Linked DNA regions of Homo sapiens: all the other regions are linked to region 5. A link is a loop called in an ENCODE intact Hi-C map of the cell type or tissue named here. Cell type or tissue: Calu3. All regions are shown on one strand. Region 1 has its middle 18 kb from the start of IVL. Region 2 overlaps LOC101928009 (a long non-coding RNA gene). Region 3 holds the start of SPRR1B (small proline rich protein 1B). Region 4 has its middle 11 kb from the start of PRR9. Region 5 holds the start of LINC00302 (long intergenic non-protein coding RNA 302). Region 6 has its middle 17 kb from the start of KPLCE.

Region 1 (5,000 bases), 270 kb after region 5:
GAGATACTGAAAAGAATGCTTGCTCTCTGTGTACTCCTATGTCTAGTAACCAGTGGTTGTCTGGAGGATGTTAACCTCCTCACGTTTCCACCCTGTGCTTCCACCAGCATGACTGAGTAGTCGGCTGTGAGTGTTCCACAGCCTGGCTGTCAAGAGCCCTGGGGCAGATGTGAGAGACACCTAGTGCAGCTGAAGTGAGGTGCTGTGGGATACTCCTCAGCATAGGTGGTTGCCATAGCTACAGCCTGGGTAAAATGGTGAGCTGAGAAAACAGGAGGAAGGGCATAAAAAATGTTAGACTGTAGACATCTAGAAAGTTTGACAGGAGATATTTATGGACCTTATAATCAGAGTGTCTTCCTATTGCAATGGTCCATTTCCCTCCTTGCAATAATCCTTTTGAATAAAGTCTCTCTACAGTAAGAAAGTTCAACAGCAACTGATTAATCTTCCTAATGTTTTCTCTTTCTCATTTAAGTCTGAGATTTATTACAAATTCGGTTCTTTTTGTAATTTCTGTTTTAATTATAGTTACAACCCTTTTTTAACTTTCCATATTAACTTTTTTCTCTTTTTTATCTTGGTCAACATTTTTAATTTTGACTATTTTTTTCACCTTTTCAAAGAATCGGTTTGGCTTAGTCGATTCATATAATATATCTTTGTCTTTTATTTTATTAATTTTTCATTTTATATTTAGTATTTTCTTACATATACTTTCTTTTTTTTTTTTTTTTTTTTTTGAGACGGAGTCTCGCTCTGTCGCCCAGGCTGGAGTGCAGTGGCGGGATCTCGGCTCACTGCAAGCTCCACCTCCCGGGTTCACGCCATTCTCCTGCCTCAGCCTCCCAAGTAGCTGGGACTACAGGCGCCCGCCACTACGCCCGGCTAATTTTTTGTATTTTTAGTAGAGACGGGGTTTCACCGTTTTAGCCGGGATGGTCTCGATCTCCTGACCTCGTGATCCGCCCGCCTCTGCCTCCCAAAGTGCTGGGATTACAGGCGTGAGCCACCGCGCCCGGCCTACATATACTTTCTTTAGCATTTATTTTTTAATTCCACTTTCCTGTATTAGATCATTAATTTTCAGCCTTTCATATTTTATATAAACTTTTAAAGTCTTAATTCTCCTTACTTTTATTGCTTTTTCTGTATATCTAGTGAGTTCTGATATGCAATATTTATGCTACTGTTTAGTTCCAAGCATTTAAAAATCTCCTCCAGACTGTCCTGTCCAGGAGTAAAAGTTACGGTAATGCCACAATATCACACATAGGAAGGACAACATTGGCTCTTATGCCTCAGAAATCAACATTTGGACCATTCTGCTAGGTAACGGAAATAATAAAAATAATAAATAATTTATAAGCAAACAAAACAAGCTGACCAGGTGAGGCACTGCTGTGGAGGTTAAAAGGATGTCTGCTGGAGTCACACACTTGAGATTGAACCCAGCTCTTCTGCTTACATTCTATGTGATCCTGGGCAGGCTACATCATATCTCTGATCTGTTTCTTCATTATTAAAATGCAGACAAAAATATTGACCTTTCAGCATTGGTTTCGTTATTAAATAACACTTGCAAAGTACTTAGGTTAGTGTCTAGCACACGAAAGGGGCTCAGCAAATGAAAGCAGTGGTTCACACAGCATATTTGGGATTTCAGAAGTTCCTTTTGTTTTCCTCTGTGCCTTTTACTCATGTCTAATTAGACCATGAAAACAGACTTTGCTTCTTTCTTATGTGTTAGGAATTTTTCAAAGCATTTTGCATTCTTGAACCCATTTAATCCCTTAAAATGAAACCCAGTAAAGGGCACATATTCTGTACTAGGAAATCCTAACTGATTTTGATTAACTTACCAGCTAAAGCAAACTGTGTCTGTGGGGAAATGAGGAGGTTGCCCCAAAGGACTACAATGATAGGCTTTGGCTTGTTGCTTTTGGGATGTTCCTAGCACAAAGGAATAAAAATACAGTTTGAGCAAGAAGCTATAATGGGTGGCTCACCACTGGTAAAAGCTAGCCAAGAGGAAGAGCACTCAGGATGCCTGCTAGCCTTCCAAAGTATCTGTGATCTCTTGCTACCCTCTAGGGCTGTGATGTAGAATTGCAGGACCGAGAGAAAAGGGCTTCACCTGAGGGAGGCTCCTAAATGCAAAGCTTGGGCATCCAGGGTCTGCGTGAGACACCTCCAAGAAAACGGTGATGAATAAGGAAATTTGTGCCCTGAAGGATTCAGACAGAGCAAGGATATGAAACAAATGCATAAAGTACTTTTACTAACAATAACTGTGCCCCATTTATTGAGTGTTGCCACACGTCAGTCAGTGTCAAAGGCTTTACATGCATGATCTCAACTTTCTGGTGCAACAATGCCATGATTTGGTATGATTATCCTCCTCATCTGAGAGACAAGGACACTGAGGTTCAGAAGGACAAGTTGCTTGGTCAAGGTCACCCAGCTAGCCACTGAAATTCAAACCCAGTTGTCCAAATCCAGAGCTCATGCCTATACAATGCTTTGGGCACTGAGGTGGGAAATCCCACAGAGGCTTAGGGTACGCTCATGCACCTTTCTGAAGGAGATGGTATATGAACTGGGCTTTGAAGAATAGGTACTGGGGGATGAATACCAAAAGAAGATGGAGCAGAGCCCCAGAGGGAACTGAGTTAGGCCTAGATGGGGTTGGAGGGACACTGTGGGTGTGACTGGAATTAATGGTTTAGTTTGTTGGAGCTCAGGAAGCCAAGGGAGATAAAATAGAGATGCAGGCTGACCTTGATAATATTTTGTATCCACTACGTCCTTCCATAATTCTTTTGCAATAGGCATAAGGGAGCTGAAAATCAAGTAAGTGGATGATTTCCAGCCCATGTGGAAAGACAGATCCTGCCAGCCTCATGCTTACTCTTACTGGACAGCAGGGCAGCACCAGATTGTTCAAGAACTCTGAGGGGCAGCAGTGGGATAACAGGATGAAGTTCATGTTAAAATGCAGTAGGACTGGTCTGAGGCAGAAGCACTGCTAGGGAGACAGGCATCAGGAGAAAGTCCTCTGGCAAGAGGCCATGTGGCTACAGTGACCCTCTCCTCTGGATCTCACATGGGCATCTATGGTCTAACAGAGTTGAATGTGCTTAGATGGACAAAAACATACTTTTTAAATTGATGCACTTTTCCAGAAAAACCATGATGTACAATACATGGCAAAGAGATCTGCATTTGTCATGAGTAAGTAGATCATAGCTACCTTACTAAACACTAGTTTCTTCTTGACTAAGTTTAGAATATACATTTATAATATACATGTGTATCCTGCTCCCCTCGCTGGGTTCTGATAAGGATCCCAGGTAAGGGAGAAGACAGGAGCCTCAAAAATTGCCTTGGTTCTACAAAATGGGAGAAAATTTTTGCAACCTACTCATCTGAAAAAGGGCTAATATCCAGAATCTACAATGAACTCAAACAAATTTACAAGAAAAAAACAAACAACCCCATCAAAAAGTGGGCAAAGGACATGAACAGACACTTCTCAAAAGAAGACATTTATGCAGCCAAAAAACACATGAAAAAATGCTCATCATCACTGGCCATCAGAGAAATGCAAATCAAAACCACAATGAGATACCATCTCACACCAGTTAGAATGGCAATCATTAAAAAGTCAGGAAACAACAGATGCTGGAGAGGATGTGGAGAAATAGGAACACTTTTACACTGTTGGTGGGACTGTAAACTAGTTCAACCATTGTGGAAGTCAGTATGGCGATTCCTCAGGGATCTAGAACTAGAAATACCATTTGACCCAGACGTCCCGTTACTGGGTATATACCCAAAGGACTATAAATCATGCTGCTATAAAGACACATGCACACGTATGTTTATTGCGGCACTATTCACAATAGCAAAGACTTGGAACCAAGACAAATGTCCAACAATGATAAACTGGATTAAGAAAATGTGGCACATATACACCATGGAATACTATGCAGCCATAAAAAATGATGAGTTCATGTCCTTTGTAGGGACATGGATGAAATTGGAAATCATCATTCTCAGTAAACTATCGCAAGAACAAAAAACCAAACACCACATATTCTCACTCATATGTGGGAATTGAACAATGAGATCACATGGACACAGGAAGGGGAACATCACACTCTGGGGACTGTTGTGGGGTTGGGGGAGGGGGGAGGGATAGCATTGGGAAATATACCTAATGCAAGATGACGAGTTAGTGGGTGCAGCGCACCAGCGTGGCACGTGTATACATATGTAACTAACCTGCACAATGTGCACATGTACCCTAAAACTTAAAGTATAATAATAAAAGAAAAAAAGGAAAAAAAAATTGCCTTGGTTCAGCCTAACTTCCAGGAGCAATCAGAGCAACATTTCTCAAACAAAACTCAGATCAAGTCACTACAAGCTCAGATCTCTCCACAGCCCCCATACCCTGGGGGAGTGGTCCCTGCTTGGCTTTGGGAAGTCCCTGCTCTTCATCCACCCTGCTGTAGTCATACAGTCCTTGCTGAACACACCAAGACCTGCCTGTCTTAGGGCCTTTGCACTTGCTCTTCCTCTGCCTTTGTCCTCAGACCTTTGTGTGACCATATCCCATCATTCAGGCCCTGCTTCTGTGTCTTTGTTTCACAGAGTCCTTGTTGACCATCCTAGTTAAACATTACCACATCGTAGTTTCTTCATAGCCCTCATTACTCATCTGAAATTACGTTATTTAGTTTTTTGTTACTTGATCGTGTATGTGCTTATCATCTGTTTTTCCCCCACCAGGATGTAAGCTCTGGGAGAAAAAAGACCATGTGGGTTTTATAACATGTACCTTGTGTTCTCTGTGCCTAGAAAGTGCTCAATATGACGTAGTTCCATTTGTCTATTTTCACTTTTGTTGCTTGTGTTTTTGGTGTCATATCCAAAAAATAATTTCAAAGACCAATGTCATGAAGCTTTCCCCTTTGTTTTCTTTCAGGAGTTTT
Region 2 (5,000 bases), 540 kb after region 5:
CTATGATGTTTTTTTTTTCTCTCTCTGCTTCCCAATCAAACATATGTATCCCTGACTGGTCATGTCTCTGCTCTTTGCTGGAGATGTAAAAAAGTCAAGAGAGACAAAGTCACAGAGAGACAAAGGACAAATGGAGGAAAGTGGAGACTGAATGGTAAATCCTTGGAAGGACCCTAGAGGCAATCAGGGGCCACCCAAGAGTGACAAGGGGACCTGGTTCAAGTCAGAAGGTCTTCTTTTTCCCTCTGGTTGCCCAGTCTCAGTCTCTGATTTCAGCTGCCTCCAGACCCACCTCTACATGAGGCACCTATCCATTTCTGATTAGGGACTCGCCATGCAAGGAAGGTGAGGAGAGTACACAAAGGAGCCATCAGTGTCAGGGCTGCAGGAGGGATGAGCATGTGACAGGCCCTGCAAGGTTCATAGATGTGTGAGTGCTCAGCATCTGGGACCAGAATTGTGAGCCTGGCTCTGCACAGAGCCCAGTCTGTTGGGGATGGACCCCAGAGACAGTTATTACTGCAGCAGTTCTCACACTACTTGGCCTTGAAAATAATTTACACACTTAAGATTATTAAGGACCCTAAGTAGATTTTATTCATGTGATTTACATCTATTGATATTTCTTGTATTAAAAATTAAAACTAGAAAATAACACATTTTACATAAGTAGATATTGCACTAGCTGGCAGAGTGATGATGTCATTGCATATCATCTACTCTCCGGAAAATTCTACCATAGACTAATGAAAAAATATGAGTAAAAAAGTCAAATAATGTCAGCATTATGATTAAAATTGTTTTGATCTCACTGACCCTACTGAATGCATCTCAGGGACCCCAAGGTTCCCACACCACACTTTGACAACCACTGGTCTAGGGCATGATTGTAGGCCAGGTCTCCAGGGTCTCAGAGCACAACACACCACAGTAGCACAAGTCTCAAAGGGTTGAGGACATTCTCCTTGGTCTCAGCTTACTTGTGGGTTTTATTTATGCCTGTTGTTTAACTATCCAGCTAAATTAAGTTCTGACCTTTAATTCAATAATCATTAATCAGAACCAATTTAGCACTGCTAAATTGAGTTCTGTACCATTATTCAACAACCATTGACAACAACAGCTAGAAAGCATCTAGTTTATAAAACCTGAAGACAAAGAGAATAAGACACTGAGGCTCACTAGAGAAGCCTCCTCGGTTGTCTCCTGCAGCAGTGGGGACACACATGTGCTGCATGAACCATTAGGCTGATCTGACGAGGGCTTCTATTAGGCACAGAGGGCATGTGGGATGATGTATTGAATGTATGTCTTCATAAGGGACAGCCTTGAATTATGTGCAGGCTTGTGGAAGCTGAGGAAGAAGGCAGAGCAGAGGATGTCTCCTGGGTTCCTATCTGGGTTTCTTCCTTGGGTTCCTAAGTGCAACTGGCAGGAGTTTCCTTGGGAGCTAATCATATTCAGTGATTATGGAAGTTTGAATCTAATCATATTATATCCCAGTTCTCCTCCCACCAGCCACACAATAGCCTCTCCCTTATTTCCATGGAGGCAAAACCACATCATAGTCAATTGAAAAATATACCTGAAGGATAAAAAATTTCAAGAACAATCAAGAGTGGAGATGGAAGAGAAAGGATAAGAACTAATTTTATAGTAGGATTGGGAAGGTCCCCCCAAATTGCACCCACTTCCCTTTTGCCTAGTCAAGATTATAGGTTCCTGGGTCCCTTCACTGTGCACAGGAATGTACCTGCTGGTTGATTTCAGACTGAAACAAAGAGTAGAGCTTCTGGTTCTTGTTCTAAATCTTGTTATTAAACTCTTCTCCTGGGCCTAAATTTTTCTCAAGCTCTTTGCATTGTAGGTATGTAGAATATATTTTTCTCTACAATTTCCACAGCTTAAAGTCTTTTTGTTTAAGTTTAGCAGGCAGAATTTCTTAAATAAACTTTAAGCTGACACTACTGCCTGTGTAGGTAAGAACCCCCATCCATCATCCACTGTCCGGCCCCAAACCACTGATGTGTTTCTAGCACCACCACCTGGGAACTGGTGGTATCAAAAGATCAGAGCTACCTGGGCTATGCCTTGGCAAGGAGCACAAGGTGCGTCCTTTGTGAGGCACACACTAGGACTAGGTTTCCATTTCTTTATTTTGAGAGATTAGGTAAACCTTCTCCTTGTCCGCTGACCAGCCCAGGAAGTCTTGGTGGTGAAGAGAAGAAAAGGATGTAGCTTTTCTTACATCCAATAAGATAAACAAATGCAGCTAGAGGACAAAAGACTGGATAAACTGCCACAGGATGGTCGATATGCATTGACCTAGAAAGAGACAGAATCCCCTCTACATCATTCCTGGAGGTGACAGCTCCCCAGGAGGTTTTCTGTGACCCACTCACCCCCACCGATCATCCAAATGGATTTCCACAGCACGCTGAACAAACTTCAGCCATATTTCCCCACACTTAGCTCTGTGCCTCAACATCAGTGACCACACTCACTCTTGCCTAGACTGCAGAGTATTTGTCCAGGTTGCTCTGTATCTTCATTCCCTATGCTGCCCTCAAACATGTGCATGCACACACACTCACACGCACACACATGCACACATGAGGACACAGGCATGCATATGCACACACAGGGTCTAGCCTCTGGGAGAGGCTCAATGACTTTAAACTTCATTTAATCCTAAAGAGCAGAGCTAGAGGTGGTGTGAGTTAATGTTAAGCGATTTCATTTCAAGTCTCCGAAAGAGATGGTGGGATTGGGGTGGGGGCATATGAAAGATGCTAAACACCCAGCCCAGGAATCCTTATAGAAGAACTGTTTCCTGGAGATGAGGAGCTCAGCAAGTCCATTCTGCTTGTCTCCTCTCAGACACCAGGAAGTCCCAAAGACCTGAGGTGCTGCTGAGTAAATTAGACCTGCCTCCATATCCCTTTCTCTCACTCCCACATCTCCATCCAGGGCAGCTATCAAACTGGAACCCCACTGGGGGCTTAGAGCAATCATACCTCCTCAGGTCTATGAGGGCTGCATGGACACCAGAGCCCCTTGCACACTTCCTGGCCACCATGCTCCAGCCCACAAGATGACAGCTGTAGATGAAGAAACCAAAGACACAGATCACAGACATGATTCTCTTCGACCTGAGCTGGAACTTAACTTTCTTGGATCCCATGCTTTGCTCCTCCTTCTGCATCATCTTGAGCTTGTACCCAGGCTAGGGTAAAAAAGGCCTGGGAATTTTACTCTTTCTGATGTTCAATTCTGATTCAATGATACAATGTCAAACTGACATGTATTAACCTCCTGAAAAAAAAAGAGAGATCAGATTTTAAAGTAACTAGGAATAGCATAGATGAAGAAGAGAAACAGTCAATAATAGGAGAAAAGACAAAATGTCTGCATAACTATTAATAGAATATATCAAAACACAGGAAAATTTGCATGACATTCTAAAAGTCATTTAGTCCTGCCTCCCATCAAATTATTCTCCACCAAAAGGCCTTCAAAAGATTAGTTGGCACTTCATTAAACACTTGCTGGGCCAGACAGTTGATAAACTTAGGAAGTGCTGCTACTGGCCTGAGAAGAGGGTGTTAGCAACTTCTTCCTTACCTCCTGCCACTTCCACCCACACGTGCTGCTCCCACTCTCTGGAACTTTTGGGAGCATGTCTTCATAAGGTACAGCCTTGAATTATGTGCAGGCTTGTGCTCCCTCCTCCAAACTTTTCCTTCCTCAGACTAAAACTCCCCTACTCCACTTTCCATTTTTTAACAGGCACTCTATCTTGGTGCTTCCCAAACTTTTTGCTTTTTTTCTGAATCATTGCAATGTGAGAATGATTGTCTCAGACAGCAGCATCCGTAACCAGCCTCAGCCCTCTGAGTTTGGAGTAGACATGGGCAGGCATCGGCTCCTTGGTGCAGCCCCAGAGATACTCCCCTTGGCTGAGTGCTGTGCTCCAATGGAGGCAACCATGGCTTTGATCATGGCAGTGAGTGAGTGGGAGTGAAGGTCTTAGTCCCCAAGGATGGAGAATTAGGGAGAGGAGAGGGAATATCTCACATGTGAACATTCAGGAGGAAGCTCCTCCACTGCTGTCACTAAAGCATAAAAGTTTATCTCCTGTTTTTTGCAGTGTATCATCAACACAGGAAAGATGACCTAGCAGCAGCTGCAGCAGTGCCAGATCCCCTGCCAGTCCCCTTCTGGGTCCCCAAGCCCTGCTCTGTACCCCACAGCTGGCAGAAGTGGACTTCCTCTCCATGCTAACAGGAATACCACCAAAGCCAAAGAGGCTCTTCTGAAGCCTCCCTTCCCCGCAGCATCTAGGCAGTACGTTGCTCCCTGCACCCTCTCCAATCTCTTTCTTCCAGAATCACAAAGCCCAGAAATTACCTTTCATCTACTGAAAGAGAAAGATACCTTCATAGACCAACAATCTGAGAGCAGTTCATCAAGGGTATCCTCCCGGCTCCTCCTCCAAGCAAGGATTGGACACGTGGGCCATGTTTCGGTCTTCTTTGGTAAACAGCAGACCTGCTCTCCATTCTCTATTTTGACACTGTGTGGTCAGGACCAGTCAGTTCATCTAACTGTTGCCTCCACCACCACTACTGCCACTGCTGGCTCAAGAAGGCATCTCAAGTATGGAGTTTTCCTTCCTTAGCTCTCTGTACCCCTGGGTTCCACCATTTTGGGGGTCTTAAGTAGCAAGGATGATCGAAATTCTAAGAAAGAAAAACTGCTTTAGACAATGGTAAAGTCTTAAGAATTTTCTCTTTCCAATCCTTCAGCTTCAATCAAGACAATTACAACATTTATTTATCACCTCCTCTCCTAAGAGAGCTGACCCCTCAGTCTGCTCCTAAGCCTGTTTTGAACATGCTGAGATGACTCTTCCTTTCCTCTAGAGGCATGGGGACTCTATCTCACTCATCACACACACCTCCTTCCCTCGTGCTCCCACCCTGAGCACCCCACAGCCC
Region 3 (5,000 bases), 380 kb after region 5:
ACCCTTCCTGTAAACACTACACCTGGGAGCAAAGGGTGTTCAGGGGGATAAAGCCCAGGTGACATCCTTGTCAGACAGCAAGTGCCACAAGTTTCATCACAAAAGTTGAGTCAACAGGTGGGTGAGGGAAGAGGGGTGAATCACATCTGACAGGTAAGGAATGTAGGCACAGCAGCCCAGATGGATCCTGTTTCCTTGAGGCAGGGCTTGTTCCATGCATAAAAAGCCAGTTGGCTGGGAACACTACACCAGTTCTAAGGGACCATACAGAGTATTCCTCTCTTCACACCAGGTGAGTCTCTTTACTTGGAACTCTTTAGCATCCATTCTAGGTATTTAATTTTTATTAGAGTCTCCTTGGCATTCTTGGTATTTTTTTCCCTCATTATTGAATTTGATCATAGCCATGCAGACTGTTCAACTGAATTATAACCTCTAGGAATATCTTCATTTTAAAAGTGTTCATACTGTAGGCTTGAAGAGAATTTAGACATTATCAGTTCTTCATTCACTCTTTCTGTGTCAGCAAGAAGGGGGTTGGTTTATTCAAGGATCCATAGTAAGTTTGTAATGGGATAATGACTAGAACCCAGGTCCACAGCACTTACCCTGGCATTATAATTCCTTCTTATTTATAATTTTAATACAGAGAATTTTATTCTTTCAACAGATACTTTTGTGAGAGCTTACTATATTTGGCAATTTGTTTGCAAAGAAATAATTTAAGCATCTATGATACTACAATTTAATCAGGAAATAAGAGCTAAAATGCATTGTATAACAGTAACTTATCAGTGCCAGGTGATTAGGGCAAGTTCTGTGACAGTTTGGGAATAGAGAGATTTCTGGAAGGTTTTTTCTAGAGAAGCCACTAAAAGTCCCATATGAAGCGATCTGTGGAGTTTGGTTAGTGCTTGAATGAGTAGGAACAAGGAAAACATTTAAGACAGAGGAGAACTTGAGCCAGGCCACAGGTGGGATTGCTTGGGGTTCTAGAGAGGTCAGAGTTATACAATAGATGATAAGCCATGCTATTTATCAGAAATGAGTGAGTAGATTTAATTTGTTAGGGTTTTTTTTTTCCAAAGAACCTCACATTTCCAATGGTCCAGTATTATGAGTCTCATATTCCTGCTAGAAGCCTGTTATTGTGCTGTGTAGGAAGAAAGAGAGCACCAGGAGAGGCCCTGCTCCAGTGGAGCAAGAGCAAATCATCTTTAGGTTCCTCTTCTTCAAAGGCTCAGAAATTAAATTAAGTATTCTTTGTGGTCAAGAAGGGGAAAGAACATAGCTTTTTAAGAGACCAGAAGTGGTATTCACCATGGCTTCTTCCCTATTATTCTCTGCTTAAATCATCTGTTCTGTGTCCAGGACCAGTCACTGTTGCAGCATGAGTTCCCAGCAGCAGAAGCAGCCTTGCACCCCACCCCCTCAGCTTCAGCAGCAGCAGGTGAAACAGCCTTGCCAGCCTCCACCTCAGGAACCATGCATCCCCAAAACCAAGGAGCCCTGCCACCCCAAGGTGCCTGAGCCCTGCCACCCCAAAGTGCCCGAGCCCTGCCAGCCCAAGGTTCCAGAGCCATGCCACCCCAAGGTGCCTGAGCCCTGCCCTTCAATAGTCACTCCAGCACCAGCCCAGCAGAAGACCAAGCAGAAGTAATGTGGTCCACAGCCATGCCCTTGAGGAGCCGGCCACCAGATGCTGAATCCCCTATCCCATTCTGCGTATGAGTCCCATTTGCCTTGCAATTAGCATTCTGTCTCCCCCAAAAAAGAATGTGCTATGAAGCTTTCTTTCCTACACACTCTGAGTCTCTGAATGAAGCTGAAGGTCTTAGTACCAGAGCTAGTTTTCAGCTGCTCAGAATTCATCTGAAGAGAGACTTAAGATGAAAGCAAATGATTCAGCTCCCTTATACCCCCATTAAATTCACTTTCAATTCCACTCTTGACTGTGTGTCATTGACTCTACAACTTCATTCCTTTCCCTCGTGAAGCGGGAGCTGTACACAGAGATGAGTTGGTGAAGAAGGGCTTTGTCCAGAAGGCATCTGATGCTCACATTAGGAGGGTGAAGGGCTGCCCCCACAAGCATTCCTGGGCTGCCTATGGGAGGTTGTGTAATGCCACCTAGAGGCTGTTGCTTTGGGCATCCAGGGCTGGAAAAGGGCTCTCCTCTTGCAACTCAGTGAGTCATGCTAGAGTTTAGTTAGCACTTGTCTAAGCTGACTCTGACTCACTAATCCTGATTGCCTTCTCTCCAAATCTGGCTTTTAGACTGCTAACTTACCAGCCAATTCCTGTTTATTTCAAGTAATGTTGTTCCTACATATGCTAACCTGCTCCTTCTCACTCATTTCTCTGATATCTACAACCTAGATTTCCAAACACCTCCAAAGATGCACAGACTCCGTTCTTTATCTCAGTTAGTCATTTCTAGTTTCTGAGTGCCAACTCTGGACCTGAAACAGAACAAAGGGGATTTAAGGTGCTTGCCAGGGGCATTTACAGTGCCCTGGAGGGATATACTTCACTCCCTACCCCACCCCTCATTCAAACACACATACACACATATACAACCACACACACAAGATCTGGAGTCCTCACAGAGTAATGCACAAAAGCTGATCCAGTTTGGAGACTGTTTCTTTCACATAGGTGGGAACCATGGAAGTGAGAACTGTAAAACCCACCCTCACCCCTCTCCCTGTAGTATCAACATGTTTCAAGTCAAATTAAACAAGATAGAGTTATCAACAGTGTATTCATATATATATGCATATATTTTTATATTGATGGAAAAATAGGTTGCTCTTGTATGTAACTGGGAGACAAAGCAAGTTGTTCTGCAGTAGCATAAAAGAGATTCTTTTTCTTAGGATGCAAAATGAAATAATAAAAAAATTACATGCCATTGGTATAACTCAAGAAATTGTGATATTTTTGATCACGGCATTTTTACTTGATTGCATTATTTAAAATTACAAAGCCTATATGAAAAATATTTGCCCTAAATGTTGTATTGCCCTAAGGGTTTTTTTGTTTAATTAGTAGGTAAAATCTACCATCATATCCAAATATAAGTGCCTCTAGCACCTAACCAATTAACCAAGCAGAAAAAAAAGTGTTGTAATCATGCGATTATTAGTCAGCATAGGTCAGCTGCTATAACAACACCCCCTATATTGTTGGGGCTCCATCAAGTAAAAGTTACTTTCCACTCATATAAAAGTCCAATATGGGTTTGTAAAGTCTTTGTTCCACATAGTCATGAAGACACACAGTCCTTCCTTCCTATGGTCTCACTATCTCTGAGTGCTGTGCTTTATGAATCCAAGCACAAGAACAGGGAAATAGACTGAATATAGAGAAGGTGTCCCTGCACTTATCCACTTGGAACAAGAAATGGCATGTATCCCCTCAGTTCTTATGGACTTGGCTAGAACTTGGTCACATAGCCCTGTCAACCTCACAAAGTTAAGAAATGTCGTTTACTGCTGTGCTTAGAAATAAGAGGAAGACAGAGATTTGGGTGAGCTCCTCAAGCTTCAGCCACAGAATAGCCTTCTTGTTCTCAAATATCCATCTGCTCCTTTGTCTCATAAGCAGAACACAATCCCGTAAGGAAAAAAAGCCTTATGGTCCCCATCAGCTCAAAATCTAGGATCTCTAGATGACATGAAATTCTCTCCATTACATTTTCCTATGGCTCCTTTTGTTCAGCAAATTATGAAACAAACAAATGGGCCATTTCTTCCTGTTACCCAGCATCCAATGGCAATGCAGGTACAGGAGAGCTAAATCAAAACTACCATGTTCAAAGGAAGATAATGGTGACACATGGCAGCCACTAGGCCTTAGTACTCTGAAATCCAACTGGGCAGGCATTGTGAAGCCACACTCTTCCCACTCCAATATACCAGAAGTGGTAGAAGTTCCTTTTAAGGTATTGATTCTGTTCTCTGAAAGGAACTCCTTTTAACTTTCCTATTCGTTGTTCTGCCACCCGTAGAATTGTCCTTTTCTTAGTACTATTCTCTATAATCAAACCTCAAGTGTGCATTGTGGATTGCGCCCTTCTTGGTTAGGTAAGCTTTGCAGCTCACTTTTCTTTTTTAAGTTTTTTATTTTTTTCTTTTCTATAATTTCAACTTTTATTTTAGATTCAGGAGTCGATATGGTTTGGTTCCGTGTCCCCATCCAAATCTCCTGTGGAATGATAATCCTCAATGTTGGAGGAGGGGCCTGGTGGGAGGAGATTGAATTATGGCAGCAGACTTTGCCCTTGCTGTTCTCATGATAGTGAGTGAGTTCTCACAAGATCTGGTTGTTTAAAAGTGTGTAGCACTTCCACCTTTGCTCTCTCTCCTGCTCTGCCATGTGAAGATGTGCCTGCTTCCTTTTTGCCTTCTGCCATAATCATAAGTTTCCAGAGGCCTTCCCAGACATGTTTCCTGTACAGCCTATGGAACTGTGAGTCATTGAAACCTGTTTTCTTTATAAATTACCCAGTCTCAGGTAGTTCTTTATAGTAATGCAAGAACGGACTAATACAAGGGTATACAATTGTAGGTTTGTTACATGGGTGTATTGTGTGATGCTGAGGCTTGGAATACAAATGAGTCCATTACCCAGATAGTGACCATAGTAACCAACAGGCAGTTTTTCAACCCTTAACCCCCTCTGTCTCTTCTCACTCTGTTACTCACCTGTGTCTATTGTTGCCATCTTTATGTCCATGAGTACCCAAGGTTCAGCTCCCATTTGTAAGTGAGAACATGTGGTATGTAGTTTTCTGTTCTCACATTAATTTGCTTAGGATAGCAGCCTCCAGCTCCATCCATGTTACTGCAAAGAATGTGATTTCATTCTTTTTTATGGCTATGTAGCATTCCATGGTGTATATGTACCACATTTTCTTTATCCAGTCCACTGTCGATGGGCACCTAGTTTGATTCCATGACTTTGCTATTGTGAATAGCACAGCAATGAACATACAA
Region 4 (5,000 bases), 580 kb after region 5:
TGGTCATTGGATGGGAGAAGAAGGAAGGTTTCTGTGTTGCTGGTAACATTCTATTTTTTTATCTGGGGGCTGCTTATCTGGTTGTGTTCAGTTTGTGAAAATTCATTGAGGTGGACATTTACAATATATGCACTTTTCTGAATGCATATTTTAATAAAGAGTTGAAAGTTCTATTGGGGTTCATCATATAATACATACATATTATTTAGAAGCAATAGATATGTACTGTCATTCTAACATCATGAAAGTTAAAAGACAAACACAAAATACAGACAATTTTAAAAGAAAAGATAAAAATACATAAAGAAAAAATTCAAATTTTTTCTTTCTGCTCCCAATGAATAGTTTTATGCACCCTCAGTGAACAATCAGCTCTTCTGGAGATTTTTTATAATGAAGTCCTGGATTACGTAAATGCTGCATGATCTTTGGCAAATCTCCCAGCCTCAGTTTCTGCATCTGTAAAATTGCACTGATGATCACCCACCCATCCTAGATGGCTGTCCTCAGGATCGAATGAGGTATTTGTGGAAGTATTTAGTAATTTGTAAAATGTGAAGGGTTAATATGATTATTACTATTAGCAGATAGTTACTATTAACATAGATTTACATGATAGTGAAGCCAATTCTATAGTAAATAGTTTGGATTTCATTAAAAGTAGCTAGAGATTTCAAGAGGAGTGTTCCCCATCACTAGGATGGCAAAACTATCTGCCAAAGGTATTGTAGAGTGATTCCTGCACCAGGAAGAGAGTGGAAATAATAATATTAAAAGTGATAATAATGGTGAATATTATGTGGCAGATATTTTCTAAGCACTTTATGTATATTAGCTGCTATTATAACCGTTATAACAAGCAAAAGAAGGAGGTCATATTAATATGACTATTTTATAGACAAAAAACTAAGGCTCAAAGAAATTAACCTACGCGAGATCTCAGAGATAACAATTGAGATAGCCTAGTTTAGATGCTCTTCACATTACCCTCCAAAGCTGATGCGAGCATTCAAAATCTATTCCCATTCAGCAAAGTTCAGTCTAATATCAAGGCAAACTTCCTTTCATTAATCTATTACTCAGCAAGTATTTTTGAGCCCCTATTACATGCCAAGCTCTATACTGGGTATTGGGTATGCAATGATAAATAAGCAAACACAGTCCCTGCACTCAGAGCATATGAGCTAGTAAAAGAGGCAATCAATATAAGAAATACACAAAAATAAATACATAATTCTAAATTTTGTTACATTCAACAAAAGAAAGTTCTAGGTTATATAAAATAATGAATTGGAGAACCTAATTTAGATTAGAGATCAGGAAAATCTTCCATGAGAAAATAAAATTTAATCTGAAACTGGAGAGGTAGGAGGAGTTGTCCAGGTGACAAAAAGAAAAAAATTATAGTGAAAACAAAAGATGGTTCTGATATAGGAAAAGCCTGATTGTTGTCTCAGACACAAAGATAGAGAGTGAGAGGGACTGTGTCCCCAGACAGGGACAGGAGGTGTGTGGGCAGGAGCAGACCCCACAAGCCTCTGAGACCACGTGACAGGTTTTGACTTTTGCCCTAAGAGTGAAGCATTAAAGATTTTTAAGCAGAGAGTGACAAGATTCAATTTGCAGATTGTAAATATTGCTCTAGTTAAAGTGTGGAGAATGGATTAGAGGAAGCAAGCAAGAGGTGAAGCGGGAGCCACTGGGGACACCATGGCTATAGCCAAGTCTCTGTGCAGCAGCAGCCACCATTTCCAGAAGCAGCTGGGAAAGACTGAAGGAGGAACAGGTTTGGGTGCAGTCCAGGTAAGAAGACCAGGGGCTCAGTTTTGAACCTGTCAATTTTGAGACGCATACAGAATAACCAAGCAGAAATACAAAGTAAGCACTTACATCTATGAGTCAGGAGCGCGGGAAAAATTCAGGAATGGAGATCTACACTTGGGAGCCATCATCGTAGGGGTAGCATTCTAGCTTTGGGGTGTATAGATCATCCAGTGACAGAATATAGATTAAGAAAAGAAGGGAACTTAAGACCATGCCCTGAGAAACCTCAACAGCTAAAGGTTGAGAAGAGAGAGAGCCCTTGGCAAAAGATTAAGAAGGAGTCAATGATTTAAGAGAAAAGTCAGGAAGGAGAGAGTGTGCAAAATGCTGAATGCCACTGAGGATCAGGAAGTGCCCACACTGAGTGACAACATGGAGAGCAGGCATGGGGGTGGGAGGGTCCAGCCAGGCTGGTCACCCAGGGATTGCTCAAATACTGGAACCTCTTCCCACTCACTTCTCTTCTTCTAAGGCACAGTGGTTTGCCATTAGATCCTGGTACATGGGAATAAGTGAGTGAATGAATGATAAATGATCTGAGGACCCAAAAGGTTTAACAGCTTGACCAAGATTATCCGGCCAGTAAGTATCAATGCCAGAGCTGAAACCCAGCTCATCTGATTCCAATGCCCATATTCTTGGTTTAAAAATACAAGCTTTAACCCAGGGGAAATACCTTTGATGACACACTCTCTGTCATGTTTAATATCATACTTTAAGGACTATTATACTTATCTCTAAAACTGAATCTATGGCTTAGGAGTTCATCAAAAACTAGGGTAGGGAGTGAGAGGCATCCCCTAAGGTCGCCTATCCAGGGGATAATGCATGAAGGAATAACCTTTACACTAAATGAATGTATAGTTTGGGTTACATCCTTGAGACCCTGTCTCAACTGACGAGCATGTGAGAGTCTGGCCACTCGCCCTGTAGGGCCAGCTCAGAGGGGAGCTTGGTGTTCTGGAGTTGTCGGTCAGGGGTGATGGTGGTGACTGTGGTATCGTGGGGGCCACCACCGCCATTCATGGTTGAAAGAAAAGAGGTGGTCAGCTGGCAGGGCCTTCTCAACTCAACCTCCCTCATCACCCGGTTCCCAAGCCAGCCTCATAACCAGTCCTCCCTCCTTTAGAAGCCGCTGGGGACCCCTTTTCTCTTCTCTTCCCAACAGCACCACCTGCTGGCCATAGAGGCACTTGGCCTTCTACTAATCACACCCAGTCTGGCCTGAGTTGGAGATGGCCGCACACACTCGGGTCCAGTCAATGCTCCATGTGGAGAAGACAAGAGTACAGAGATGCAGCATCTAACAGAGTCAGAGGAAGGCTATATGTGCAAGACAGAGTTACATTACTTATAGGGTGGGAGCAACACGAATAATGGTTCAGGACATAGGCTCAGGAATCAGACTTCTGGAATTCAAATCTAGACTCCACCACTTCTATTGTTCCCTTAAAACAAATTTCTCCTATGTGAGAGTAAGTGACACAGAATCTCCTATGAGCCAAGCACTGGAGTTACAGCAGCGAACCAGATACACAGAATCCCTGCCTCCCAGAGCTCACATGAGGAGGAAGACAGACAAAAAGCAACTCAGCAAATGCATAAATAAGAAATTGAAGAAAATGAAACAAAATGACCAGGGAAGAGGGGTGCTCTTTAGCTCGGGTAATGTGGAAAGGCCGATCTGAGGTGAGAGCAACAGAAATGATGGGTTACATGATGGTGGCAATGGCAGCGTGCTGGAGGTGAGAGGAAATCTGAGGGAACATTTTCTTGAATGTGAATTGACTGACAAAAGTGTCACTGAACACATTACCTTTGATTCCTAAATAGCCAGAATGACAAAGCCTATCTGTAGATTACTCATTGTGTTCTCATTCATTTATTTTTTCATTCAACAAATCTTTGTTGAGTAGCTACTGTATGCCAAGCTTTCCTTTAGGTGCTGGAGATGTAGCAGTAAACAGACCAAAAGTGCTGTTTTTGTGGAGTTTACACTTAGAGGACACCAAAAGCTCATTTATCCATTCACTGAGCTCCTGCTGAGCACCTAATGCCAAGCATGATGCCAGACACTGATGGGTCCCAGACCCTAAACAATAGGGCTATCTTGGGGTGGGCACATTGTGGCCAGGGTGAATATGCACCTGCATCTGTTTAGGTTTGTTCACAGGCATAAACACACACCTGCCTGAGCATGTATCCCATCAAACCTCAGACAACATGTATATACTGTTCAGATGTTTTTCAAAATGCATCGGGAAGACCCCGAAGGGGTCTCAGTAGAGGCTTTTTATTTGATTCAAAGCTTCAAAAGATTATTCCATCTGCAAAATGTATAAAGGCTGGATGTTGGAGGAAGCATGAAATAGGGAGAGGAAGGACCTGCTACTAGAGTTATGGCTAAAGGTGGTAGATGGCAGCAGTGGAGACAAAGACAAGAGGGTGACGCTAAGTGTTTTGGAGGAATAACTAACAGGAGTAGCAGGGGGACTCAATGTGTGGGGTAAAGGAGGAGAAAGAAGGCAGAAATACTCCCAAGTTTATGGCTTAGGCCACTAGGTGGATGCAGAGAGGTGAGGACTAGGAGATATGTGGGTACATGTCTGAAGCTCAGAGATATCTGGGCCAAAAATGTACATATTTGAGAGCTGTCATCACATAGAAGGTATTTAAAGATATGTGAGTGGCTGAGATCACCCAAGGAGAAGAAGAGAGGGCCCTACCGAGCTGAGGACTCCACAAGATCTCAAGGTTGGACAGCGCAGAAGGAGCCTGTACAGCCAGCTGACAAAGAGCGGTCAGTGAAGGAAGAGAAACTAGGAGGGTGGAGACTGGAAAGACAAGAGAAGACAGGTGTCCAAGAAAGGAAGGAAAATCAATGGAGTCAACCAATACTAACTGGTCAAGAAATGCAGAGTGGCTGGTGACCTTGATGAGGACAGCCTGAGTGGGGACACAGAGGCCAGAACAGAACAGAGTGGACTGAGGAGCAAAGGGAGGTACCAAGCAGGGCAGTCTGTGGGGTTCCTGGATGCAGCTGGATTGGTTTGCTGCTCAAAGAAAATCCCAGCTCAGACCTACTCTAGGACAGAAGAGGCCTTCATGAAAGATGCCTGGCTGCAGGTGTCCAGGTGTGGGAAGGTGAGTGGGAGGAGGCAGGACTGAGCAGCACT
Region 5 (5,000 bases):
ATAAACATACAGTTTCAAGAATCAGAGTGAACCCAAAACTCATGAAATCACCAAGAGTGATCCCAAGCTAAGCTCAAAAAACCCTGATAACATCAGCTGAAAACTAAAGACACAGGAGTAATCTTGAAAACAGCCAGAAAAAATGATGCATCACTAAAACAGGAGCAAAGATTCAAATCATTGCAGATTTCTTATCAGAAATCACAGAGGCCAGAAGAAAGTAGCTTATCATTTTTAAAGTACTGAAGGAAAACAACAAAAATGACAATTGTCAACCAGATATTTACATGCAGCAAATAATTTTCTGTCTTTCAACAATGAAGGTGATATAGAGACATTCTCAGATGGGAGAAAACTAAGGGAATTTAGAACCTGCCCACCTGGACATCCCTAGTACTTCCAGCTCTCTGCATGTATGGGCAAAGTGGCTCCAGAACTCAAGGGCAGCCTAGATACTGATGAAGAGCTGCAGGTACTGGCTGTTGAAGGTGAGAAAACAACAGAAGGTGGGGGTTGGGGTGGGCAGTGTGCACAAGAGCAGTAAAAAGGGACAAGAGATAATCTAGGTAGTACATGCATGTTGACTGCCAAAATTTCCCCTGAAGTATGCTCTTTATATTTTAAGAATCTTAACAGAGGACTTATATTGCTCATTTCCATTCTTCATTTAGACTAACTATGCATACACATCAAAGTTCATTTGTTCACAATTAGTTTTCACTCATATACATTTTTGCTTTATTTATGGTAAAATTTTTCATATTGTGTGCCATCTCATTTTATTTCATTGTTTTCTGGGTATACACATTTATGTTTTCCTCAATTTTAAATATTTAAATTATTTTTTCACTCAGATAACATAATATATATTTGCTTTTATTTTTTCTGAATAAAGATATACGCTTTTCTTCTCCTTTCAAGTCTTCAATAAATCTAGAATTTGCCTGAAGTATTTGGTGATGCCTCCCCTCCCTTGGTTTCCCATGGTAGAGATAGATTGCATTGTTGCCAGTATTCATGCCCTTATGCATTGTGACTTTGCAGTTCCCCTCACTGAGGAGCAAAATATATTTCCTAATCCCTTGACCTCGAGTTTGGCCTTCTGGCTTTCTTTGGTCAATAGAATAACGGAGCAGTGATGGTATCCCATGCCCACAAGGAAAACATGTCCAAGATAGCCTACAGGACCCAAAAGGAGGAATGAAAGACCCGTGGAGCAGAGCTGAACCACCCAGCTGAGCCCAGCCTAGGTCACATTTGACCTCCATCACCCTGAAGACCTGCACTCTCACAAGCTAAATAAATAATTGTTCTATGCATTTTGTTTATTACGTTGTCGTTGTGCACTATAATTGAGGCCATAGTTAACAGATATATTCCTGAACTCTAATCTTAGTCTCATCAACCATAAAAAGCTTTGCAGCGTTCTAGAGACTTCCCACTTAGGTTTTAGCTTATTGTCCTACATATCCCTGAACTTGTCAAATACCTTAGGGGAAAACTAGGTGTGCACTTGAGGGCCCCCATGTCTCTGCTACAGGCTCAGTTGATTTCTTTGTCTCCCAGCTATGTTCTTTCCATGCTTAAAATCTGGATTCTTAGTGTTTTACCTGCCCAGAATTGACAAATACTCTCAGGATTAAAAGTGGTTGCAGAAGTCAGCTCCTCTCCCTGGAGTCTTAGCTCCTCCAGTTCACACTGCTGCAGCACTTCTCTGCTGCCTTCCAAAACACAATTTCTGGTTTAATCTGAGTTTTATAGTTATGTTAGTTAGGAGAACTGGTCTCTCAATAACTATTTCATCTTATCTAATGAGGAAAGTTTGCAAGGGAAGGTATGTTTTGTAATTAGAAAATCTACCAATATAATCAGTGCATTTACAGATTAAAGAAAAAACAAAAAGATCATCTCAATAGATGTAGAAAAAAATTTAACAAACTTTAATACCGTTCTCAATACAGACCTCTGAAAACCTGTAATCAAAGAGAATATTCTTATTCCACTAAACAGTAATTAGCAAAAGTCTGCAGCATGTGTTCAGTCAGCCTTCTTGAACTGGAACTCACAAGTTTAGGTTATTTTTTCTTTTTCTTCATTTTGACTGACACTAGAATTTTATGAAATTTTTTGTTATCAAAAGACATTTTAAAATCTATTAGAGCCAGGCGTGGTGGTATGTGCCTGTAGTCCCAGCTACTCAGGAGGCTGAGGTGGGAGGATTGCTTGAGACCAGGAGTTTGAGACCAGCCTAGGTGACATAACAATATCTCTTAAAAAAGAAAATATATGAGAATAATCGTGCTTCTTCTCCTTGCTTGAGCTACAGATAAGCACTTTAAAAAAAAACATAAAACTGCTTTCATTATATTGCCATTACATTTTTAAAGTCAGATGGACCTTAGACAGAGAAACTGATGCTCACAGAGGTGAAATGACTGATCCCAAGTCACAAATGAAAATGCAGGCAAAGCCAGAGCTAGAGGACTTTTTTTTAAATTCCCAGTCTGCTGTTGGACCCTAAACACTTTGAGCCTTGCACAAAAGCTTGCACTGTCTCCTTGCTACTGATAGAAGGAAGTCAATTAAATAAAAAATTTTCTCCTAATTTTCAACTTCATCTGCTGACTACAACTTGGCTTTTAAATATAGTCTTCCTCCTTCCATTTTTCAGCAATGCAAACCCTCAACTGGAGTCATATAGATCTACTTACTCTGCATTTACTGACTTTAGTTGCACTTTTAAAGTGTGGAATCATGCACGCATCCCTGCTTGAAACATGCTTCTCTATTTTCTCCATCTACCCCAGCAGCTCTCTGTGGACTGATAAACTCTTGTCTGTCAGCTCCAAACCTACCCTTCTGGGCTCTACTTCGTGATGCTGGCCTGGGCTTTGCAACCGTGGTTCTACTTCGCGGGCAGTCCTCTATTAGGTTTTGTCACTAGGGGGCGCAAGAGACGCAGAAGTCAGGAGAGAAAGAAAGGCCTGTAAGTGTCACCCTATAGATTTTTTTTTTTTTTTTTTTTAATCTGGCAGCAGCAGTTGGTTCCTGTTCCCAGTTTTCTCCACACTTCCAGAACTATCCTCTTCTCCTTTCCTCAGAAGCACCGGCCCCACTAGCCAGTGTCCCACCTCAGAAGCTTGGGTTCTCGCTCTGCAGGTCTCTCCTCTAAATTCCTAGGTTTCAAGAAGTCCATCTCCTTTCCCTTGTTCCCTATCCTTAGTGTGGCAATAGCTGTTCCGCGTGATGCTAGAATTCTCCATATTTGCCTTTTCAATCCTCTAACACCTGTTTAATCCAATGCTTATTGTTTCTGTCAAAATAAGGAGTGTTTCTGTTTTCCTGAATGGACACAGACTGATACAAATCTCTAATAGGTTAACATGGAGGAACTGATGGACAAAAAGAATATCCTGAAATAATAATGTACTTATTTCATTTTGCGAACTTGTAACAATTTTACTGGCAGAAAAATGTGACTTATAAAGTGAAAATAGGTCTATATAGTTCAAAAGCAATTGTACCTGACGTTTTAAGAAATCGTAGATATTTATACTATTTCTTGCTAGCAGAAAGTCATTGAAATGTCAAATGTTTAAGTAAAATGTAAGAGTAAAACATAGTTTCTTAAAATTGGGAAGACTTTGTGAAGGGAAAGAGTGTAAGTATCCAGTTCTTACAGAAGAACTTTGATAGACAGGGAGAACACCGACATTCAATGAATGCAATAGGATCCCTTATTTTGAAAAAACATTTAAAAAAAGAATCCTCTTTAAAAAGTTACAGTTAATATATGTTTTTGAAAAGAGAAAGAGAGTGAGAAGCTGGATCACAGACTGAATTAGGAAGAAAGGAAACTTATTTATTTATTTCCAAGAAGGAACAGGACCATAGAGTCTTGAGAAACCAGATTCTTGTCTCAAGGGTCAGGAATCCTATGCCGCTTTATGGAGTCCCAGCCTAGGAAATAATATACTTTGATGAGATTTCGTTCTCTAGCTTCAGAAGAGTAACTCAGTATCTCCCTGGGAAGGATGGATTGAAGAGACAGGGAGGGAAATGTCAGGAATTACCCTGCAGATGCCCCAGTATGGGAGGAACCACTTCCTGCTCCACCCAGAACCATGGCTCACTAAGGCCCAGTCAGGCGAGTGCCTGCCTATAAAATGTGTGTCAGGACCCCGCTTCTCATCTGCCCTGACACCCTGGGGACTGCCTGCTCCACACCTGGGTCTGACCAGGGTGAGTGGATCTTTTGGAACCTAGACAGAGCACAACTGAAAGGGTAAGTAGCTGTTGAAAATCACAGGGGGAAAGGAAAGACAGGAAAAAAGAGGGTAATAGGAGGAGAGATGTTGGCCTAGGAAGATCCAGCCTGGGAATTAAGAGTCCCTGGGAATTAGAGGGATTAGCCAATCCAAATTCTTGCCAATATCTGGCTTCTGGCAACTGAGTCAGCTGGCTGGGGAGGGATTATTCCACGCTATTCACATCTCATAGATCCATTTCTAGATGCTTAGAGAAGATGGCAGAGGCACACAGAGAAAATGGCAATACCCAATATTACCATGAAATGCCAACTGGTATCCTTTCCTCTACCTCAGATATAATTCCCTCCCTCCTTCCCTTCCCCAATCTCTTCCTCCCTCCCTTCTTGGCTACCTTTCTTTTCTCCTTTATTTATTCATTCATATATTATTCCTATATCACCAGCTATTTATTGAGCTCCTACTAATTACCTGGTGTTATTCTAGACATTGGAATATAGAAGTATGCAAAAGAGGGGAGGATAATCCCTGCTCTTGTGGTGCTTCCATTTCAGGGGGAAATCTACATTTATTGGACATCATCTATGTGACAAGAACTGTGCCATATCTTAGAGACAGAGAAATGAACAAGATGGAGGCTTTGGCTTGACTGTGTGTGTGTGGGGGAGGGTGGGGGGTTATGATTTGTTCAATATGTCAGCAGCCCCAGGGTAGATTCCAAAGGAGGAAACA
Region 6 (5,000 bases), 82 kb after region 5:
CTTGTTTATTTTCATTGCTAAGATTCTATCTCGAGTCACACCTTAATTTTGTAGAGAATAGTGGAGTACTTGTCTGTTTGGTCTTCTAGATGGTAAACTTTGTAAGTACATCTTTGAAGATAAATAAGTGTGGTTTCCAAGTCTCTCTGAATCTTCCATATTACCTGCTGCAATACTTTGCACATTAAATATGTTTAATAAGTGACATAGAATGAGACACACCTAACCCTCATTTTTTTTTCCATATGTACCTTCATAAATATTCACATATGGCCTTTGTTGAGTTCAATAAGAAAAACAGAACAAAATCAACAGTTCTAATTGTATCAGGTAATATCATTTCTTTGTGACAAAGGAGCCTTACTAGGCACAATAATGCCTATTAAAATACCAAAGCAGGTGAAAGAATAATAATCAGTAGAGTAGTAAGAATAGTAGCCATAGAAGTTGGTACCACCTTTTGAGTTCTAGCTACCTGCATGGTCCTGTACTCGTGCTTTATAGGTAATATTTCACTTCATGCTTACAAATGAGCAGAACTATGATCACTATTTTGAAGACAATGAAACTGTACCCTAACCGTAACTTGCTTAAGTTTGCACAACTTTCTCAAGAAGCAGGAATGCCAACTTAAGTCTCACTGTCTCACGGACCCCAAAACTATTCTTTTATATGAATACTCTGAAATACCTCCCATTTGTTTTAGTCACCTTCCTCTTTTCTTTTCTCTCTCTCTCTCTTTTCTTTTTTTTTTTTTTTTTTGAGATGGAGTCTTGCTCTGTCACCCAGGCTAGAGTGCAGTGGCATGATCTCAGCTCACTGCAACCTCTGCCTCCTGGGTTCAAGCCGTTATCCTGCTTCTTCCTCCCTAACAGCTGGGATTACAGGCACCTGCCACCATGCCCAGCTAATTTTTGTATCTTTAGTAGAGACAGGGTTTCACCATGTTGGCCAGGCTGGTCTCGAACTCCTGACCTCGTGATCTGTCCACCTCAGCCTCCTAAACTGCTGGGATTACAGGCGTGAGACACTGTGCCCTGTTCCCTCTTTTCTTTCAACCTTCTGTGTCTCTAATGTCAGCTCAAGCTTCTCTTGACCAGAGGTATAATTAGGGTCAGTATCATCATCACTTTTCATCAATTGTCATTGGCTTTTAAGTAGCTCTTTCTTTAAAACCCCCTGCCCTTAAAATTAGAGCTTTTTATTTAAAAATTCAATAATTTTTCTTAAAAACCAATCTCTCTGAACTGCTGTAGTTCTTTAAGTCAACATCACACATCATATGGACAATTTGCCATTGTGACCTTACTTCTACATATAGAAATTGTGATTTCTCCATCTTTAAAAAATTCATTGTTTATCTATCTCTTAAACTCTTTGAAATAGTGATCTCTGCTTATCTCTCCTGTTTCTTTCCAAAATTATTATAAGGCAGTTTTAGCCCTCACTATGAAACTACTGTTTCCAATGTCGCTGTGGATTCTGTCTCCCTAGCATTTGATAATATAAGATAATGTCCTTTATTGAAATTTCTTTTCCCTTTTTTTTTCAAAATACCATGATTTTCTCTTTATTTTTCCAGCTATGTGCCTCAACTTTCTTTCTTAGACTCCTTAATTTTTACATCTCCTTTGCCTACCCACTAAAAGTTGGAATACCCCTAAGGTTCTGTGCCTGGTTCTATCTCTTTTTTGTCTTTTTTTTTTCTCTCAGCATGCATACTCTTTTTTAGTAACCTTCTCCACTTGTGTGTCTTTAGTGGTTACTTAATTACCAAGGAGGCAATCCAGTTTGTGTTAGGTGACACTCTCCTCTATCTGCCTATTATATTGAGCCCTGGCAAAAACCTATTACAGGATCGCTTTGTTCTATTAAAAAAAAAAAAAGTTAAGGAGCTCCTTAACTACAATAGGAGCTCCTTAAGTTAGTGCTAACTCCTTATTCACAGTAATTTAACCCTGTGTTTACTAACTAGTAGGTGCAATCAATGTCAACTTAAATCCACTTATGTCTTATTTTATTTCCCTTCTCTGTAAGGTATCTACCTATAGACATGCTCAATAATGCAATTATTCTAATTCTCAAGCACTTTCAGCCTTTACCTTCAACCCCCAATAAAAAGTCTGTTAGAACTTCCAAGTTCAACATAATATCTGTCTGTATTCTAACTTATTCACATTTCAAACCCCCTCCCTCCTCTGATGGCAACACCAGCCCTGCATGTGCCCACTGCCCTCTAGGGGCCATTAGGCTCCCCAAAGCCTTTACTTCCATGCTCACGTGGATTCTTCTAGGTCCACCTTCTGCCAACCTGGTCTCATTTCCACAGAGCTATGCTCTGAAATAACTTATTTCTCAGGAATTAGTATTCTGTATTAGTGAAATAACACTATACCTTCCTGGGAATCTATCTTCATACAAGAGATTCTAAGAGCCAAGAGGCTGCACCATTATGGCCTGAGTATATGCCTCAGTGCTTTCTAAACATCTGCCTTCCTCTTTCCTGCTGTTTAATCTTTTTCCTATGTTTATTGTTCCAGATACTGTACAAAGCACATGGGATATGGAGGCTAACAAAACATGCCGTACTTTCATACTGTTCATAGATTAGACAGACATGTACAAAGACTGTAAAACCACCTTGGGGAAATGCTGTATGAAACCTGAACAAGAGTTCAAGATCACATGGTACAAAAACTTACAAATCATTGTTTACACATTTGTACTGTGGGACCATAACATCCTCAGAGCAATCTACATCATCTGTGTCATTGATATCTGGCAAAATTATGGGCCCAAGATAGATTATATATATTTATTGGAATAATGAATGAGTGACTGTATGAAGGTGGAACGGCTGGCTTGCAGCAGATCTATGGAGCGTGTATGGAGTAGTCTCTAGCCTGTGGGATTCCTCTTGGCTCCTGTCCAGGGAAATCCTGGAGCCCTGGGGCTGGAAGTGTGTGTGAGAAGAGTTCAACCTCCTCTAAGGCAATGAAAGTGATTGTTCTGCATACACAGGATGTGCCTCACTCCCAGGGAGACACCAATCCCAGGATAAAAGGCCTCCAGTGCCAGGGTCCTCAGTCCTTAGCCTTGTTAGTGACAGCCCTTGCTCCTCCACTAACCAGGTCAGTGCTTTGCAAAGAAGGCTCTGGATGGTGATTCATGGGTGCCAGACAGAACTGCATGGAGAGAGGGCAGAAAAAGGCAGGCAGAGAAGAAGAAGTCACTTGGGTTTGGAGGGACAAGTGTGAGAATTCTTCAACCTGCAGTTGACCTAGGTCTGGGCTTGTTTTTATGTATCCTTGTTAGTGACAACCTCCCTCCACTTCTCTTGGTTTGCTAAATATATGCCAGAAGCAGACCATGGGGCTGTGAATGTCTAACTTAGGGAAGGAGAGTAACAAGAAGAAATGCCTCATGAGCAGTGGGGTAGAGGAAGAGGAGAAGGAACAAAGCAAGAGTAGTCACAGGAATTGAGGGGCTCAGGTTTACGCCTCTGATCTCTTTCCTTCTACTCCTCTTCCAATAAATGTTCTCAGAGACACCCATCTGACCTGCAGAAGAATGACTGATCCATTAAAGGATTGTTTCTAAACATATGGCCAGCTGTGTTTCCAAATTAGGAAGCCTTCTATGGGGTTGATTTTGGAGCTCATGTAGAAAGATGGTCAGCATTTTTCACTGGGGGAAAAAAAAAGAAAGAAACACAAGGTGGAAAGCTTTTCTTGCACTCAAGTTCATTTCATATCAGTTTCCAAATTCAATTTATGGATCATCTTCACAAAATATCTTGTTTGGGAGTGAGGATTCAATGAAATTCATTGTCTACAACATACATATCTGCCTGACATTTGTGCTAATGGCTTATGAAATTTCTCCTTAGGTTTCCTGACTTCCTCTCTAAATGTCCTGCCAGCAGAGCCAACAGCAGTGCCAGCCTCCTCCCAAGTGTATCCCCAAATGCCCTCCCAAGTGTACTCCTAAGTTTCCTCCCAAGTGTCCCCCAAAATGTCCCCCTAAGTGCCCAGCCCCATGCCCACCTCCAGTCCGTTCCTGCTGCAGTGTTAGCTCCAGGGGCTGCTGTGTTTCAAGCTCTGGGGGCTGTTGCAGCTCTGTGGGTGGTGGCTGCTGCTTGAGCCACCACAAGCCCCACTGGCCCCTTTGACTCTGACCTCAGAGCTCTAACTGCTGTGGCAGTGGCAGCGGCCAGCTGTCTGGGGGCTCTGGCTGCTGCCACAGCTCTGGGGGCTCCTGCTGCTGCTCTGTGGGCTGCTGCTGACCTGGGCCATGAAGACCTCATACAAGCAGTACTGGAGGAAATAAGATGTGGAAGACCTACCCAGCCCTGCTGCTGCTCTTCCCTCCTTTTCTTGTCTTCCTTGTCCTGGACTCTGAGATGCTGAAATCTTCACGAGGAAGGTTCTAAATATTACTCCAGATGGGCAGGCTCACTCTTCTTCAACATAATAAATTCTTCCCTACTAAGCCTCACCAGCATCTTGCTGCATCCCCCCATAGGTCAATGTTAGCTATATGGGGCCCAGCCCTGTCCTGGCTGGGGACAGAAAGCTGGCTCAAGAGTGCGGGTCATGTGGCCAGTCTCCCTTCACAGGGTGTGGTAGAAAACCCTGGGTTGACCTTTCCCGCATTCAGAGAGATTCAGTTTGGCTTTCTAGTTGCCGGTTGGGGTGACCATCCTCTTCTGGGTGCCTGTGCATTTTCTCTGGTGTTATATCGATTATTCTGCTATACTTTTCTCATTATAACAACTATGATAATATTTCTAACAGCTGATATGAAGTGAAAAATTTAGAACTGCTAGCACTCCTCAAAATAGTAAAATCTGGGGACAAGCCAAATGCCTCCTACATGAAAGGTACATGGTTCATTATTAGATATTCACTCAGTGTGCTGAGATTCTAAATTCAAAATGAATGAACTAAATCAACACAAAACAATGTATGAGTAAATGAAAAAATAAATTCCAAAAAGAT

The links. A loop is a pair of places that touch in the nucleus more often than their neighbours do. Peaks named below come from ENCODE experiments on the same cell type or tissue, not always from the same donor. Only the 100,000 strongest peaks of a DNase experiment are listed, where the experiment ranks them.
Region 1: it touches region 5 in a loop (6-fold over the local background); 8 of 110 quality-filtered maps call a loop at or near these places.
Region 2: a loop joins it to region 5, with 4 times the contacts of the local background. A loop is called at or near these places in 7 of 110 quality-filtered maps.
Region 3: it touches region 5 in a loop (2.6-fold over the local background); 4 of 110 quality-filtered maps call a loop at or near these places.
Region 4: it touches region 5 in a loop (6-fold over the local background); 24 of 110 quality-filtered maps call a loop at or near these places.
Region 6: it touches region 5 in a loop (2.0-fold over the local background); 6 of 110 quality-filtered maps call a loop at or near these places.

Annotation. Positions count from the first base shown.
Region 1 is chr1:152,924,197-152,929,196 of GRCh38, forward strand. No RefSeq gene overlaps it. Among named protein-coding and RNA genes, the nearest start is that of IVL, 18 kb to the left of the region's middle. RefSeq lists silencers at 2,040-2,089, 2,100-2,179. In Calu3, a CTCF peak has its summit at 2,032; no DNase peak of the experiment used is centred here.
Region 2 is chr1:153,190,862-153,195,861 of GRCh38, forward strand. LOC101928009 (a long non-coding RNA gene) reads left to right here. Exons shown (of 3, transcript NR_110685.1): 3 at 1-815. It also overlaps a transcript of SPRR2G not described here. Among named protein-coding and RNA genes, the nearest start is that of LELP1, 10 kb to the right of the region's middle. In Calu3, a CTCF peak has its summit at 2,028; a DNase peak (open chromatin) is centred at 2,040.
Region 3 is chr1:153,030,956-153,035,955 of GRCh38, forward strand. It overlaps SPRR1B (small proline rich protein 1B), which reads left to right and starts at 248. Exons shown (of 2, transcript NM_003125.3): 1 at 248-292; 2 at 1,372-1,945. The coding sequence starts at 1,391. The coding sequence ends at 1,660. In Calu3, a CTCF peak has its summit at 2,115 (motif pointing left); DNase peaks (open chromatin) are centred at 116 and 2,136.
Region 4 is chr1:153,226,462-153,231,461 of GRCh38, forward strand. No RefSeq gene overlaps it. Among named protein-coding and RNA genes, the nearest start is that of PRR9, 11 kb to the left of the region's middle. In Calu3, a CTCF peak has its summit at 2,951 (motif pointing left); a DNase peak (open chromatin) is centred at 2,990.
Region 5 is chr1:152,651,263-152,656,262 of GRCh38, forward strand. LINC00302 (long intergenic non-protein coding RNA 302) reads left to right here and starts at 4,215. Exons shown (of 2, transcript NR_145430.1): 1 at 4,215-4,285. In Calu3, CTCF peaks have their summits at 2,952 (motif pointing right) and 3,155; a DNase peak (open chromatin) is centred at 2,929.
Region 6 is chr1:152,733,608-152,738,607 of GRCh38, forward strand. It overlaps the pseudogene LCEP2. Among named protein-coding and RNA genes, the nearest start is that of KPLCE, 17 kb to the left of the region's middle. In Calu3, a CTCF peak has its summit at 2,238 (motif pointing left); no DNase peak of the experiment used is centred here.